Linked DNA regions of Homo sapiens: all the other regions are linked to region 4. A link is a contact called in ENCODE Hi-C or POLR2A ChIA-PET data. All regions are on one chromosome and are shown on one strand. The core of a region is the stretch at or near the end of the contact, and the rest is flanking DNA. Distances in the headings are between cores, read along the strand shown.

Region 1 (2,700 bases), core at 20-2,519, 500 kb before region 4:
CACAAGAAGGCGTCGCACCACTCTCGAAGGCATCCGAAGCAGTCCCGGGACTGCTTGGCGTTGGCGCCACAAGTGTCTTTCAGCCATTCCCGGAAGAGGTCTTCATCTTTCTTTAGCACCAGAAACTGGCCAAGGACAACATAGGCCTGCAAAACAGGGAAAAGGAAGGAGCGTGCTGCTCAGTGCTCAGTGAGAGATAAGAGCAAGACAGCCATTCCTGTGCCATTCAGAGCACACAAGCCCAGGAAGCAGCGCGGGTTTTGCCCCCCTCTCCTCTCCACCAGGTGCCCAGGCTCTGGCAGCCTCTTCAGATTATACCTTACTGTCCATCCCCCAGCAGATGGAATCACTTCCCTTCCACCCCCCGCTTGCACTAGGTACACGCAGCCACCCCACACCTTGTCAAAACCCCTTTCCTCCAGCTTCTTGCCCAGGACTTCACCAATCCCAGCCAGGCTCCCCACTGGCTTCTCCCCCATGGGCTCTGCCACGAAGTCTCGGTGCTTTTGGGAGGTTGTCATCTTGATCAGGCTTAATCTAGGAATCCCAAAAAAAAGGCAGATTAGGGCTGAAGACCTGGAACTTCTAAGGGCCCACGAGCAATCTCATAGTAAGAGGAAGCCAAGCCAGGGGTTACAGTGGCTTGCTCGATCCCCCTCATCCTGAAAGGAGAAAACAGTTCCAGGGAGACTCTTCCCTACTATTTTTAAGAGGAGTTTCTTCCTGCAGGACCTGGATTTTGATCTTGCCCCAGAGGAAAAACGATCCTGCCTAACAGGTGGCGCAAGCGGGGCAGTGGAAAGATGCCCAGAGTCCGTAGCCAGGGCTGCGCGGAAGCTATCACTCCCTCTGTGACCTTGGCTGAACCAAGACGACACTGCCTGCCTGGAACGGCCACTTGGCGTGGAAAGCTAACCAAAGGGTCTCTCTACCTACAGGGCGAAGCGCACACCTAGCGCTGCGCACACCCGCTCCCCGCCCGCGGGGTTCACGCCGCGCCCCAGCTCCGCCCCCACCGCGCGCCGCTGCGGCCCGCCCCTTCCCGCGGCCCGGCTCCCACGCGCTGCACCCCGCCCCCTCCCCGCAGCGCGGCCAAGCTCTCCCCCAGGGCCCGCCACAGCGCCTGCGACCCCTCTCCTCCCCTTCTCCCCGCAACCCCTCTGGCCTCCAATCAGGGCCCTGCTCCGCGGCTGGCGCTCACCCGCAACTTCAGTTCCCGTAACGGTTCCTCCCGCCACCCGGCCGCTCCTGCGGATACCTCAAGCCACTAGAACTTTCTTCCACTTCCGCTTCCGGGTCGCTTCAAGAGCCGCCTTTAAAAAAGAAACATTCCACGTTGGGCACTTCTAGCCAGTTAGAGCTATAGAGTTGAGGCGCCCCGGACCTCGACGGCGTCCTTAGTAGGCGCTCCTTTCCGGTCCTTCGCGGGAAGCCCTGCCTTCTAAGGTCTCGCTTCTCGCGCAGTTCTGAGGGAGATAGGCCTCCAGGGAGAGGACTTCCTTTCTCTGCTGCCCGGACCCGGAACTCAAGGACTTAGGCTTGACGGACCTGGCGTGGGGAAGAGTTAGAAGACGGACAAGGGAGGGGACGGGAGGCCTCCGAGACAGCGCCGGAAGTACGGTTTTCGGAGGGATCAGACTCAGACTCACGTCGCACTCCTCGCAGTTGGACTGGTGGGAACTGGGAACACTGGAGACCTGATTTCTAACTGACGCTACCGTCGCGGCCGCCGGCAAGTTCCTTTACTGTGTTTTCTTGGTTCAGCCTTGAAGTGAGTCGTGGACGATCCTCTCTCAGCGTCCAGCCTAGACGGCGGTGTTGCTCCGGCAGCGTTCCTGGGAGCCGAGGGCCAGAGACTAAGTGTGGGTGTTTCTCTGAGGGTCTTTTCTCCGGGATAGACAGGGAGGAGGAAGGAGGACAGCAACTAGAGACGACAGTGTTTCTTTCGGAAACCATCAGTCTTAAGGGTACTGGCCTTCGTCTTCTAAGTACGCAAGTCAGAAATATGCAAATGTCGCAGACAAGCCTGCTCACCTCAACCTTTAATTAACTAGTTCCTGGCTTGAACCATCACGGTGGCCACCTAGTTTGTCTCCGGCTGTAGTGTGTTGCCAGACTGAACTTCTCTGTTGTGTGACTATGCTAGACTTGGGGTGTACAAGCGTGTTGAGAAAGATACGGTTTATTTCAAACTCCTTCCAGAGAGGTTGCCAGGATGACTTCTCTGGAGCATGCGTATAGTTTTATATTACACTAGTACTTAAGATTATAGGAGTTACTTTTTTTTTTTTTTTTTTTTTGAGACGGAGTCTTGCTCTGTCGCCCAGGCTGGAGTGCAGTGGCGCGATCTCGGCTCACTGCAAGCTCCGCCTCCCGGGTTCACGCCATTCTCCTGCCTCAGCCTCCCGGGTAGCTGGGACTACAGGCGCTCGTCATCACGCCCGGCTAATTTTTTGTATTTTTGTAGAGAGAGGGTTTCACCGTATTAGCCAGGATGGTCTCGATCTCCTGACATCGTGATCCGCCCACCTCGGCCTCCCAAAGTGCTGGGATTACAGGCGTGAGCCACCGCGCCCGGCCGGAGTTACTTTTACATGACATGCATTGTATTGTCCCATTCTGTTGTAGCAGGACGAGTCGCAGACAGAACTCCTCAGACACCAGATTAAAGAAGGAAGAGGTTTTTTTATTCGGCCGGGA
Region 2 (2,700 bases), core at 176-2,675, 460 kb before region 4:
GGGCATTTCTCAGGTTCTAGTCCTGACCCCCTCTTCTCATGTCACAGTCTTTCAGGGGCTTCACTGGCCACCCAGATACTGACTCCCAATGGCTTTATCCAGTCCAAACTCTGGATTTCCCCATTACCATCAACCTTGACAACCCCAAAAGTGAACTATCTCCCCCCACCCCCGCTCCAAATCTGCTTCTCTTCCCTACTCCTCAATTTCAGTAGAAATGACACCCACTACCTATCTGGCTGCTCAAGCCAAAATTCAAGGAGTCATCCTCCATTCCTTCTTCCCACCCTCATACAAGTGCTGAGTTCTGTTCATTCCTCCTCCAAAACACCTCTCCAACCTGTCCACTTCTCTCAATCCCACTGCTGCTGCCTTGGTGCAGGCCACCATCAGCCCTCCCCTGGCCTATAGCCCTCCTGGTTTCCTGGTCTCCAGTCCTGACTACCTTTGACTAAATTCTCAATCCAGTGATGTTTACAAAATACGGATCTGAGCAACTCACTCCTCAACTCACATCCATGGCTCCCTACTATCCTCAAGACAATCTACAGTTCTTAACAGAGACTACAGTACAGGGTCCTTTGTGTTCACATCCCTGTCTATCTTACTCCCTCATTTCTCTACCATGCGCCCTACACGATTCGTCCAATACCAGGTTTTTCTTGCCTCTGTATATGCTGACACTACTTCATTCACTCATTCAACATATTTATTGAGAATCTGATTGTACCAGACAACTGAGGAAAACAGAAGCCCTCTGTCCTCAAGCAGCTGAGTGGAGAAAGTCAACCTCTAATCCTAAACAACCGTAGAAAGACTTTTTTCTTTTTGAGACAGAGTCTCGCTTTGTTGCCCAGGCTGGAGTACACTGGCGGGACCGCAGCTCACTGCAGCCTCTAACTCCTGGGCTCAAGGGATCCCGTAGAAAGACTATTTAATAGAGCTGGTAAACAGCTTGGGGGTTTCCTGGCCTGAAGAGCTTCGCTGACACTGCGCGCACACCCAGACCCACGCGTTCCGGGACCCCCGCCCGACCCGCCCCCTGCGCAGGCCCCGCCTCCTCACCGGCCTCGTAGCCGTCATCGCGCTTCTCCCGCTTCACGCGCCGCTCGGAGGGCTCTGCCTGGCTGCGCTCCCGCCCGTGCGTGCTGCTCCGGGCCTCAGCTTCGGCCCCGCGCCGCCCGCTCCCGCGCTCGCCCCCACGTTCCCGGCTCCGCTTCCGTCGTTCGCCACCGCTACCGCCACTGCCGCCACTCCGGTGCTTGTGTTTTTTGTGTTCCCGGTGCCGCGGCGGCTGCTCGGTGGCACCCCCGGTGCCGGCCGCCGCCGTCGTCCCGGCCGCCTCCTTCTCTCCGCGATGCTTCTTGGACGACCCCATAGTGGCACGTCCACTCCGAGCCCGGCTGCCGCCGAGCCCAGACAACGCAAAATGGGAATACTTCCGGGTCGCTCGGCAGCCGCTGTCGTGTTGCCGGAAACTAAGAGCGGCTGCTTCCGTCGCTCGCCTTGGAGCCTGCCCCAGAGGCTCATGGGAAGGCCGGGATCAGCGCTCGACTGCACATTCGCGCCGTCTCGGGTCGGGTGGGTTCTTTGAGCGAGTGGTCCCATTGCGCATGCGCTCCTCAAGGGAAGCGGAATTAACCCGGAGGTGGGATCCCAGAACTGGAAGGACTTAGAGCCCATTAAGTCAGTGTCTTCGTGGCTTTAAGTTCCTCCCCGGCCTCCCTGCGCTTGCACTTCACCGGCAACGGGGTGTTCACTACCTCACGGTCTTTCCGTAGACACCTCCCTCCTACAATGGGCGCTCGCTTAGTGGACTCCTAGGGTCGTGGCTCCAACGGGTGTTGTTTTCCCGAGATCTCCAATTCCACAGCCCAGCTTCAGACCCGCTATAACCAGTATCGTCAGGGAACGCTTCCTTCCCACGTTCCCTGTTTTGTTTTGTTTTGTTTTTTCCCTTGAGATAGGATCTCACTCTGTTGCTCAGGCTGGAGTGCAGTGGCGTGATCACAGCGCACTGCAGCCTCGACCTCCTGGGCTCAAGTGATCCTCCCACCTCAGCCTTCCCAGTAGCTGGGACTACGAGAGTACGCTACCACGCCCCTTTAATTTTTGTATTTTTTTGTAGATGGTTGGTGGGGAGCGGGGGTAGGGGGTGGGGTCACTATGTTGGCCAGGCTGGTCTCGAACTCCTGAGCTCAGGCTATACACCCGCCTTGGCCTCCCAAAGTGCTGAGATTACAGGCATGCGCCACTGCGCCTGGCCCTGGATTGGATTTTTAAAACCTGGCCCCGTGAACTGTTAAGATTGTTTAGGAGCTCCACATGGGCGTCAGTGTATCCCTGGAACCCCTGAAATTGAATGCAAAATGTGGCACATCTGTGTGTATGAGTTTTTTTCTTGAGGAGACCAGCCCTAACTTAAAACTATTGGGACTTAAAACCCCAGTGCAGGCCGGGCGCGGTGGCTCACGCCTGTAATCCCAGCACTTTGGGAGGCCAAGGCAGGCGAATCACGAGGTCAAGAGATCGAGACCATCCTGGCCTACATGGTAAAACCCCGTCTCTACTAAAAATACAAAAATTAGCTGGGTGTGGTGGCGCACACCTGTAGTCCCAGCTACTCAGGAGGCTGAGGCAGGAGAATCGCTTGAACCTGGGAGGCAGAGGTTGCAGTGAGTTGAGATCACACCATTGCAC
Region 3 (2,700 bases), core at 174-2,673, 390 kb before region 4:
TATCTGACAAGTGGGGCTACATCCGCTCGGCCTCATCTCCGGGACTGAGGGGAGACAGTCCTCTGGGGTAAAAGCGAAGAGGCTTACCGCCCCTCTCCCCGTGGGGGCCCACAGTGCTGCTGCGTGTGCCACGGAGGGGCGCTGTTATGCCCCCTTCCAGCCTCAGAGGAGGCGGCCGAGTGGTTCTAGGCCCCCAGCACCTGCTTCCTGCCCCATTGTCTTGGACAGGAAGGAGCCGGGAAGGGAGCTGGAGCCACTTCAGGGGCTGGATTAAGGCCGGTCCCGGCGCCCGATGGGGGAAGTCTGGTTTACCACTGCCCCGCATCCCACCCCAGGCTCGAAGTAATGGGGGAATCATTAGTTCTGCAGTCCTTCTGGATGGGAATTGTACCCTGTATCAGCACCCCACCCTCGCCCCAACCCCGGCGAGTACCAAACAGACGCTGCCCAGGCCGTGGGCTCCGCTTCCGTCCGGGTTTATTACCCCCAATCCAACCCCCAGCAAGTCCCTCCGCTCCAGCCTTCAGTCCCCCTGCTGCCCTGCCAGCAAGAGCGAGGGGCCCTTCTTGGTGTCAGGATTTCTTAGTCCATGCCAGCGGCCCCTCCTGCGCAGCCAGGACGGCGTCCAGGTCCCGAGGTCCACAGCGGTCCCGGGGCTCGGGGAGCAATCCGGGCGGGCGTCGGCGTGGAGGAAGCAGTGCCTTCAATCATCGGGGGAACAGGCCAGGGGCAACTGATCCGGACTGCCCACGCTGCCAGTGCTGGAGCTTCCATCGCCTAGGTCGCGGGGCCCGCACGGGGGCAAGGCAAGCTCGGGTGCTGGCCCGGCTCCTGATCCCCCGGCGCCGCTGGGGCCGCCGCGGGGGCCCCATTCTTCGCCCAGCGCCAGGCAGAGCTCCTTAAGCGCTAGGTTCTCCCGCAGCAGCTCCTCCTGGCGGCCCTCCAGCTCGGCCAGCTTCTGCCAACAGCCGCCCAGGTCCTCGCGCACGGCCCGGGATGCTTGGGTCCCGAAGAGCTGCCACTGGCGTGCGGCGCGCCGCCCGCGCTGGCGCTCCGAGTCCAGGAAGCAGCAGAGGTCGCGCAGCTCACGGTTCTCTGCCTGCAGACGCCGGTTGAGCTGCTTGAGCTCGCGGATCTCGCCCAGGTGGCCCTGCAGCTGCCGATTCACCTCCTGCATGAGGCGGCCGCGCTGCACCAGTGCCGCCAGGCGCGCCGCCTCCTCCCGCCGCAGGCGCCGCACTAGCTCTTCCTTGCCTAGCGCCGCCATCTCCTCGTCCGTCAGCTCCTCCAGGCCGCCTGCCTCGGCCTCCATGGCTGGTCAGGCCTCTGGAGCATCGCCCGCCCGCCGCCGCGGCCCAGGAGCCCCACGTCGGGCCCGGCGCCACTCAGGCTCGGGCTCCGGCTCCGCACGCGGCAGGCAGTGGCCGAGGCAGCGTAGGCTGCAGCAGCTACCCGGGCTGGGCACGCGGCGGGGCGCGCGCCGGGGCGGGGCCGCATGTCGTTATGGAAGGACAGCCAATCCGGTGAAACGTCCCCGGAAAGGGGCGGGGCCTGAGCTCAGGGGCCGCCCCCCTCGTTCCCCACCCACTCCGGGTGTTACTGATCCTCGATGTCAAGGAACCCGCGCGTCATCGCCCTCCACATCGGTCTCAACCCGAAACTAGGAGCTTCGAACCTCCAAGTACCGGATCGCCCCAAGCTTGAGCCTAGGCCTCTCGGCTCTTCTGAGAAACAAGATTCAGGCGTCCGCCCCTGACTCCTGCCCATCCCCCACAGAAGTCAGATGGACCGCTCTCCAGTCCCTCTTTACCTTTGATCAAATTCGGAAGTCTCGGCCCACTAAGGATCGCTCCTGGTTCCTCGGAACCCTGAGTCCAAACGTCCTAGCTCACCAATAGACTACCCTCCCTCCCAGGGAGCGTTTCCTGCCTGGGGGGAGGAACATACAGGATTCGTTTGTTCAATAAACGTTTTTTATGTGCAAGGCCCATGCAGAAATAAATTTAACCAAAATACCGATTCCATCCTCAAGGAGGTCGCAGTCTGTCCGGGAAGTCAAGCTGTGTTAAGCAAGAAATAAATCCGGGAGGAGTATGGTCTGAGGGTCCTTAAGAGGGTTCCCAAAAGAGATGCTATCCAAGAGGCTCTGGTAGATCCATAGGACTTTGCCAAGTAAAGAGCTATTTCAGGGAGAGAGAATAACATAGTGAAAGACACTGGTGCCCGAAAGAGCCTAGCTGCTTTAGGAACAATGAGGATAGCTTGGTTTTTGAAAAGCAGATGTGTCGAGAAAATGCTAAGAGAGAGAGAGCGAGGCTTCAAAGGTAGGTAAAAGCCAGATTCTTAAGAACTTCCAGTACCAGGTTGGAGCATTTCCAAAGGCCACTAAGGATGTTAAGCAAGAGAGTAACATTTGTAAGGATGTTAAGCAAGGGAGTAACATTTTAAAATATGCCTTTAACTGGCCAAGATGGTGAAACCCCGTTTCTACTAAAAATACAAAAATTAGCCGGGCGTGGTGGGAGGAGCCTGTAATCTCAGCTACTCGGGAGGCTGAGGCAGAGAACTGCTTGAACCCGGGAGGCGGAGGTTGCAGTGAGCCGAGATCGCGCCACTGCACTCCAGCCTGGGCGACAGAGCGAGACGCTGTCTCGAAAAAAAAAATGTATTTAAAAAGATTGGGCTGATCTGTGTGGGCCG
Region 4 (2,700 bases), core at 199-2,698:
TTGCTCCTCAGTCCTAGCTTCATCAAACACTGGTTCCTGGAATCCTGTCTGCTGCTGTCTTCCTAGATTCACTGAATCCACTTCTGTGTAGCACCTGGGTCAGCTGTCAATTAATGCTAGTCCTCAGGATTTAAAAAATAATCTTAACTCAAAGTCCAATGCAAAAACATTAAGTTGGTAATTACTCTTGATCTTGAATTACTTCCGTTACGAAAGTCCTTCACATTTTTCAAACTAAGCTACTATATTTAAGGCCTTCCAAATTCTTCTAACTCTTCCAAAAGCCTTCTGCCTTAGTTTTTTTTAAATTACACCAGTCCTTTTAGTAGCTTTTTGATGTGATTTTTAACCAACTTCCCCTTCTAGCTTCAAGTATTCTTCTAAATTGGTTCTGGTCTACGTAAACACCCTCATCTTCTCAAGCTTTACCTTCTAACTTCTGCACCACCAGAAATTAAATTGATGGGCTTTTAAAATAAATTGGTTACCAATAATTTCCTCATTTTTTCAGTGCTATTTTATCCAATTTTTGGCTTTATATTTTTCTATCTTCTATACTTCTCCAATACTTGTCTTAGCTTGTTTTTCATTTTCTATCTGAAACTCTTGACAATATTTTCATTTTCTATCTTGTTTCTATCTTCCAATTTTCTTCTAAGTTTGTACATTTTGCCCTTAGCTTTTTGTTTCCTAGCTTGTCTTTTTTCTTCTGCTTCCTACTTTTCAGGTTTAAATTTATCTTTTTTCTTCTAAAAGTATGTTTTTATCTTCTAATTTCCCTATCTTCTCTATTCTTTTCTTCGCCTTCCCGTACTTCTGTCTTCCAGTTTTCCACTTCAAACTTCTATCTTCTCCAAATTGTTTCATCCTACCACTCCCAATTAATCTTTCCATTTTCGTCTGCGTTTAGTAAATGCGTTAACTAGGCTTTAAATGACGCAATTCTCCCTGCGTCATGGATTTCAAGGTCTTTTAATCACCTTCGGTTTAATCTCTTTTTAAAAGATCGCCTTCAAATTATTTTAATCACCTACAACTTTTAAACTAAACTTTAAGCTGTTTAAGTCACCTTCATTTTAATCTAAAAGCATTGCCCTTCTATTGGTATTAATTCGGGGCTCTGTAGTCCTTTCTCTCAATTTTCTTTTAAATACATTTTTTACTCCATGAAGAAGCTTCATCTCAACCTCCGTCATGTTTTAGAAACCTTTTATCTTTTCCTTCCTCATGCTACTCTTCTAAGTCTTCATATTTTCTCTTAAAATCTTAAGCTATTAAAATTACGTTAAAAACTTAACGCTAAGCAATATCTTAGTAACCTATTGACTATATTTTTTAAGTAGTTGTATTAATCTCTATCTTTCAAAGAGAAAAAAACTTATCTGCGGTTTCCTCAAGCTCCGCCTGCCCCCTCAGCAGAAGCCCCTGCGCTGGCTGCCTCAATGCCTACCGCACAGCTCGGGCGAGGCGTATTTATAGACGGAGAACAACTCGCATCACCGGAATTCGATCACCTTCCGCCGCCTTTGTGAGGGAGGCAAAAAGTAGTTCTTCGGTTAAAAATAGGTTCTAGTTTTACTTTTCTAGATTTTTCTTAACAGCTTATGGAACTTGAATGCAAACTACACATGCAGAAATACTTAAATTACTAGCGTGTGGAAAGATTTGAGCTGCAAACTTTAGACAAAAGAAACATGGAAATCATATTTTAAACGGGTCATCAAACACCTCACAAAACCCCCGGAACTTTTAAAATACCTCTTAAAGCACTTCTTGTGTTCTCTTGAGGGACAGTAGGTATAGTTTACCACCTTTTGAAGGAAGATTAAAGTGTGATAGTTCAGGGCTTTACTTTCCATTACGCAACTGAGCCCCAGCCTTGCAGGGACGGTTGAGAAGTGGCAAAATGGCGGACTTTCTCCCCCAACTGCTTGCAGTCCTGCGACTTGCTCCCAAGACAGCCACACGTTTTGCTTTTTTGTTCGAGAAATCGGAGCAGCACGGGCTGTCTGCTTGGGAAATCTTAGAAACGTGAAAACCCACTCTTGGAAAACGCCTCAATCCCACACCACAGAGCTGCTCCCCGCCTGAGCCCCGGGGGCCGTTGGCTGCCAGTGGCCCACTCTGATCTGCGGCCCCCCAGTTGCCGCCAGCCCCCCACGGCCCGCACGGAAATTTTTCTACCGTTTTTCAGCTTCCAGGCTCTCCTGAAAGTGCTCACAAGGCAAATCGCCATGGAAAGCGAGTTCAAGTGGCCTTTTAAAGTAGACCAACTAAGCGAATGGCTTTGTCTCCGAAGACACAGAGACCTTGGGCAGCCAGTCAGGGACACACCCAGAAGTGTTTACACTGCTCTGGGTCTGCTTTTTTAGGGGTTTTTGTTTTGCAGATTCTGTGTTATGCCTGGTTAGGTATGAGCTTCAGACCTTCTGAACCGGAGCAGGAAGAAAAATAAAAGCTTTCCTCCAAACCCCAAGACCAAACTGCAGAGTTTGAGTGGTTTTATCTAAATACCACCACCTGGAATGGCCAGCCTATAAGGACAGCTAAGATAGCAGCACAACTCGTCGCTGCGTCCCAAGGACTCTGGGAAACCTGGGCTCCCGGAGGCGTCAGAGGGGACCTGCCTTCAGGCGAGCTGAGGCTTCCCGGCGCCGGGCTTCTGCGTTGCTAAAATGGCGCTGCGCTTAAGAGGGCAGG
Region 5 (2,700 bases), core at 96-2,595, 420 kb before region 4:
AAACAGGTTGCAGAAAAGGATGAGAGCTGGCCTCCTGCCAGTTCAGCCTGGGGCGAGGCTGCCTGTCCCATCACCAAGGGCAGGGCGAAGGGCTGGGGCCTCACTCACCTCCTGCTCCGAGTCTGTCCCGGACAGCTTCTTGTCCTTGCTTTTCGTTCCCATCCCACCGTTCTTCCGGCCGCCGCTGCCTGGCTTCCGGCCCCTTTGGGAAGGTACAGTCCATCTGCCCGGAGTGCTCCCTACTCCTTGGCCACCCCCAAGCCCTGTGGCCTTGGCCTTCCCCACTGTATGCCAGGCCCTGGCCCCACCTGCGGGCGCCCTTGTCCCCATCCATGTGGTTGTCTTCCCCGTCCCCCTGCATGTCGGGAACAGATGCCACCAGGTCCTTCAAGAAGTCAAACTGCTGCTCCAGCTCGATGCACTGCTTCCTGGAAGAGGTGAGGAGGGGCTGGCACTCAAGAGGGGCCCAGACACCCAAACCCGCAGTGGGTGGCAGCAAGGGGCCCCAGATGTCAGGCTGGAGCCCGGGCCGATCTCCGCTCCCGGGCCTGCCCTGCTTTACTCAGGTGGCTCCCTCTGCCTGGAAGCCCAGCCTCTCCTCTGCCAGTCTGTGGCCTTGCTGGTGTCCCGGCTGCCGCCCACCTCCCTCGCCACCCAGGCTCTGCCTTCCTCAGTGTGTGAACTCCCCGCGCCAAACCCGCCGGCCCCTCCCGGCTCCTCGCCGCTCACAGGTGGGATGTGGTCATGGTCTTCGCGTTCCGCGACTGGGTCACCTGGCAGGCCTTCTTCAACAGCGACTCTAGGAAGAGCTCGAGCGCCCGGGCTGAGGAGCGTCAAGGAGAACTCCGGGGCAGGAGAGGGCGACCCGCTGCCTCCCTCCCCCACGCCCCTCGACCCGGTCCGCCCCCGGCAGGATACAGATGATGACAGGCACCGCCGCCGCCACCTTCCCAATCTCTTCGTCCGTCTGCATGATCTTCTTGATCCGCGCCTGCGGGTGGGGGAGCAGAGTTCAGACCCCGTCGCCACCGTCCCCTAAGGGGGTGCTGGGGGAGGAAGGGGCATCCCCGGAGAAAGGGGGCGGGGGACACGGACGCGGGGAGGGCATGGAGGGGGCGGGGCGTCCAGGCCCCCGAACACCGCGGCGCGCCCGCCTGCCCAGCGGGAACTGGGCCCAAGCCACCCGGGAGCCGGGCCCACTCCTGCCGGGCTCTGCCACGTGCTCACCGGCGGGAACCGCGCGTTGTACTTCTTCTTCTTGCTCGGCATCTCGGGGCCTCTCTCGCCGCGTCGGGTCCAGCGCCGCCGCCCGCAGCCTCCCGGCTCCCGGGCCTGCTCGCCGCCCGCCCGTCGCGGTTCCCCTGGGTCCTGGTGCCGCCCGCTCCGCCCCCGCCGTTTCCCGCGGAGTCCTAGCGCCGCCGGTTAAGACGCCGCTCGCAGGGCCCTAGTGCCCTCCTCTTGAAGCCTCCTGGCCGGTGCGCGTCCCTCCCCAGTCTGGACCGCCGCTCCCGCCCGCCCCCAAGGCCAGAAGAGCGAACGTTGGCCCCGCCCCCCGCGGCCCGCCCCTCCCGGGGTTCCCGCGATGGCCCCGCCCCCGAGTCAGCACCTCCCCGTCGGCCCCGCCCCTTCCCCTGCCGGCCCCGCCCCACAGCGCGGCCGCTGCGGCCGCTGAGGCCCGCGGCTCCGCCCTGTGGCTGCGCCTGTCTATAAAGTTGTTGTTGAGGTGGCGCGGCGCTAAGATGGCGGCGGCGGCGGCGGCGGCCGTGGCGGGGGTGGGGCGCGGTGGCGGTGGCGCGGAGCCACGGCAGGAGCGGAGCCGGGCCCGGGGCTGGGCCGGCGTCGAACGCAGCGAAGGCCGGAGGTGACTGCGGGCGGCGGGAGGGGCAGGGCAGGGCCGGGGCGGGAGCACAGCTCGGGCCCGTGGGCGTTAATGGCGGCGGGCGCGGCACGGCCGGAGCCTGGCTCTCCTGCAGGCTCTAACAAGCCCTGGTTCGAGTCTGGGAACCGCCCCATTGGCCTCGGAACGGCCTGTAACCTCTCTGGACTTCAGCGTCCTCGTCTGTAAGTGGGCCCGATAACGCCTGCCTGGGAGGCCTGGCCTTACAGAGCCGGCCTCGGGAGCTGCGCGAACGTGCGCTTCTTTGCGTTCCTCTATTAAATGCCAGCGCACCGGATACCTGCCAGGAAAAGGGGGCCTTGGCAGGGCCGGGAGGTGTAGCTGGGGCTGGTTGCTCCCACGCCTGGATTCACCCTTCGGCCCTGCCACGCACTGCAGGTGTGACCTTGGGCAAGTCCTTTTTCTCAGCCTCAGTTTCCTTTTCTGTAAGTCAAGGAGAATAGTAATAACTGCAGCAACCCTTCTGGAGCGCTGACTCCTCAGGCATCTAATTTTCATAGCAGATCTACGGGACAGGAACAGTTGTTATCCCATTGTAAAGATGAGGCAACTGAGGCGCATCGACAGTAACTCTTACTCAAGGCCACAGTTTAATCCAGTGCCTGGCATCTGTAGTTATTGTCTCAGACCCTGCCCTGACTCGGTTCCCTCACAGCAGGATGGAACCAGGTGAGGAGCTGGAAGAGGAGGGCTCTCCAGGTGGCCGTGAGGATGGCTTCACCGCCGAGCACCTGGCTGCAGAGGCCATGGCAGCTGACATGGACCCCTGGCTAGTGTTTGATGCCCGCACAACGCCTGCCACT

What was found. Hi-C counts contacts between places; a loop is a spot of excess contacts on that map. ChIA-PET counts read pairs that join two places held with the same protein, here RNA polymerase II (POLR2A). Pooled maps may share reads with other maps.
Region 1: a loop to region 4 is called in a pooled map, with 5 times the contacts of the local background. The contact joins the promoter of BANF1 here to the promoter of MALAT1 in region 4. A Hi-C loop is called at or near these places in 1 of 50 pooled maps. POLR2A ChIA-PET finds 5 or more read pairs at or near these places in 2 of 52 experiments (Panc1 and activated CD4-positive, alpha-beta T cell).
Region 2: a pooled map shows a loop between it and region 4 (6-fold over the local background). The contact joins the promoter of SART1 here to the promoter of MALAT1 in region 4. A Hi-C loop is called at or near these places in 2 of 50 pooled maps. POLR2A ChIA-PET finds 5 or more read pairs at or near these places in 3 of 52 experiments (B cell, activated CD4-positive, alpha-beta T cell and activated T-cell).
Region 3: a pooled map shows a loop between it and region 4 (4-fold over the local background). The contact joins the promoter of CCDC85B here to the promoter of MALAT1 in region 4. A Hi-C loop is called at or near these places in 3 of 50 pooled maps. POLR2A ChIA-PET finds 5 or more read pairs at or near these places in 22 of 52 experiments (BJ, CD4-positive, alpha-beta T cell, CD4-positive, alpha-beta memory T cell and 15 more).
Region 5: a loop to region 4 is called in a pooled map, with 4 times the contacts of the local background. The contact joins the promoter of DRAP1 here to the promoter of MALAT1 in region 4. A Hi-C loop is called at or near these places in 2 of 50 pooled maps. POLR2A ChIA-PET finds 5 or more read pairs at or near these places in 5 of 52 experiments (CD8-positive, alpha-beta T cell, H1, Panc1 and 2 more).

What each region holds. Positions count from the first base shown.
Region 1 is chr11:66,001,072-66,003,771 of GRCh38, reverse strand. It overlaps BANF1 (barrier to autointegration nuclear assembly factor 1), which reads right to left and starts at 1,269. Exons shown (of 3, transcript NM_003860.4): 1 at 1,202-1,269; 2 at 399-537; 3 at 1-146. The coding sequence starts at 521. It overlaps EIF1AD (eukaryotic translation initiation factor 1A domain containing), which reads left to right and starts at 1,615. Exons shown (of 6, transcript NM_001242481.2): 1 at 1,615-1,862. RefSeq lists enhancers at 1-540, 1,548-1,917 and a silencer at 908-1,247.
Region 2 is chr11:65,960,459-65,963,158 of GRCh38, reverse strand. It overlaps SART1 (spliceosome associated factor 1, recruiter of U4/U6.U5 tri-snRNP), which reads right to left and starts at 1,425. Exons shown (of 20, transcript NM_005146.5): 1 at 1,066-1,425. The coding sequence starts at 1,378. RefSeq lists an enhancer at 780-1,567.
Region 3 is chr11:65,889,396-65,892,095 of GRCh38, reverse strand. CCDC85B (coiled-coil domain containing 85B) reads right to left here and starts at 1,423. Exons shown (of 1, transcript NM_006848.3): 1 at 461-1,423. The coding sequence starts at 1,312. The coding sequence ends at 704. FOSL1 (FOS like 1, AP-1 transcription factor subunit) reads left to right here. Exons shown (of 4, transcript NM_005438.5): 4 at 1-47. RefSeq lists an enhancer at 1-12 and a silencer at 1,153-1,632.
Region 4 is chr11:65,497,793-65,500,492 of GRCh38, reverse strand. It overlaps MALAT1 (metastasis associated lung adenocarcinoma transcript 1), which reads right to left and starts at 1,448. Exons shown (of 1, transcript NR_002819.5): 1 at 1-1,448. It also overlaps TALAM1. RefSeq lists enhancers at 1,558-1,637, 1,688-1,757, 2,318-2,387, 2,448-2,687, 2,257-2,700 and 1 more.
Region 5 is chr11:65,918,071-65,920,770 of GRCh38, reverse strand. It overlaps DRAP1 (DR1 associated protein 1), which reads right to left and starts at 1,345. Exons shown (of 7, transcript NM_006442.4): 1 at 1,228-1,345; 2 at 919-991; 3 at 730-823; 4 at 309-428; 5 at 109-202. The coding sequence starts at 1,269. It overlaps C11orf68 (chromosome 11 open reading frame 68), which reads left to right and starts at 1,709. Exons shown (of 2, transcript NM_001135635.2): 1 at 1,709-1,861; 2 at 2,553-2,700. The coding sequence starts at 1,740. RefSeq lists enhancers at 752-1,672, 1,673-2,592 and a silencer at 886-1,955.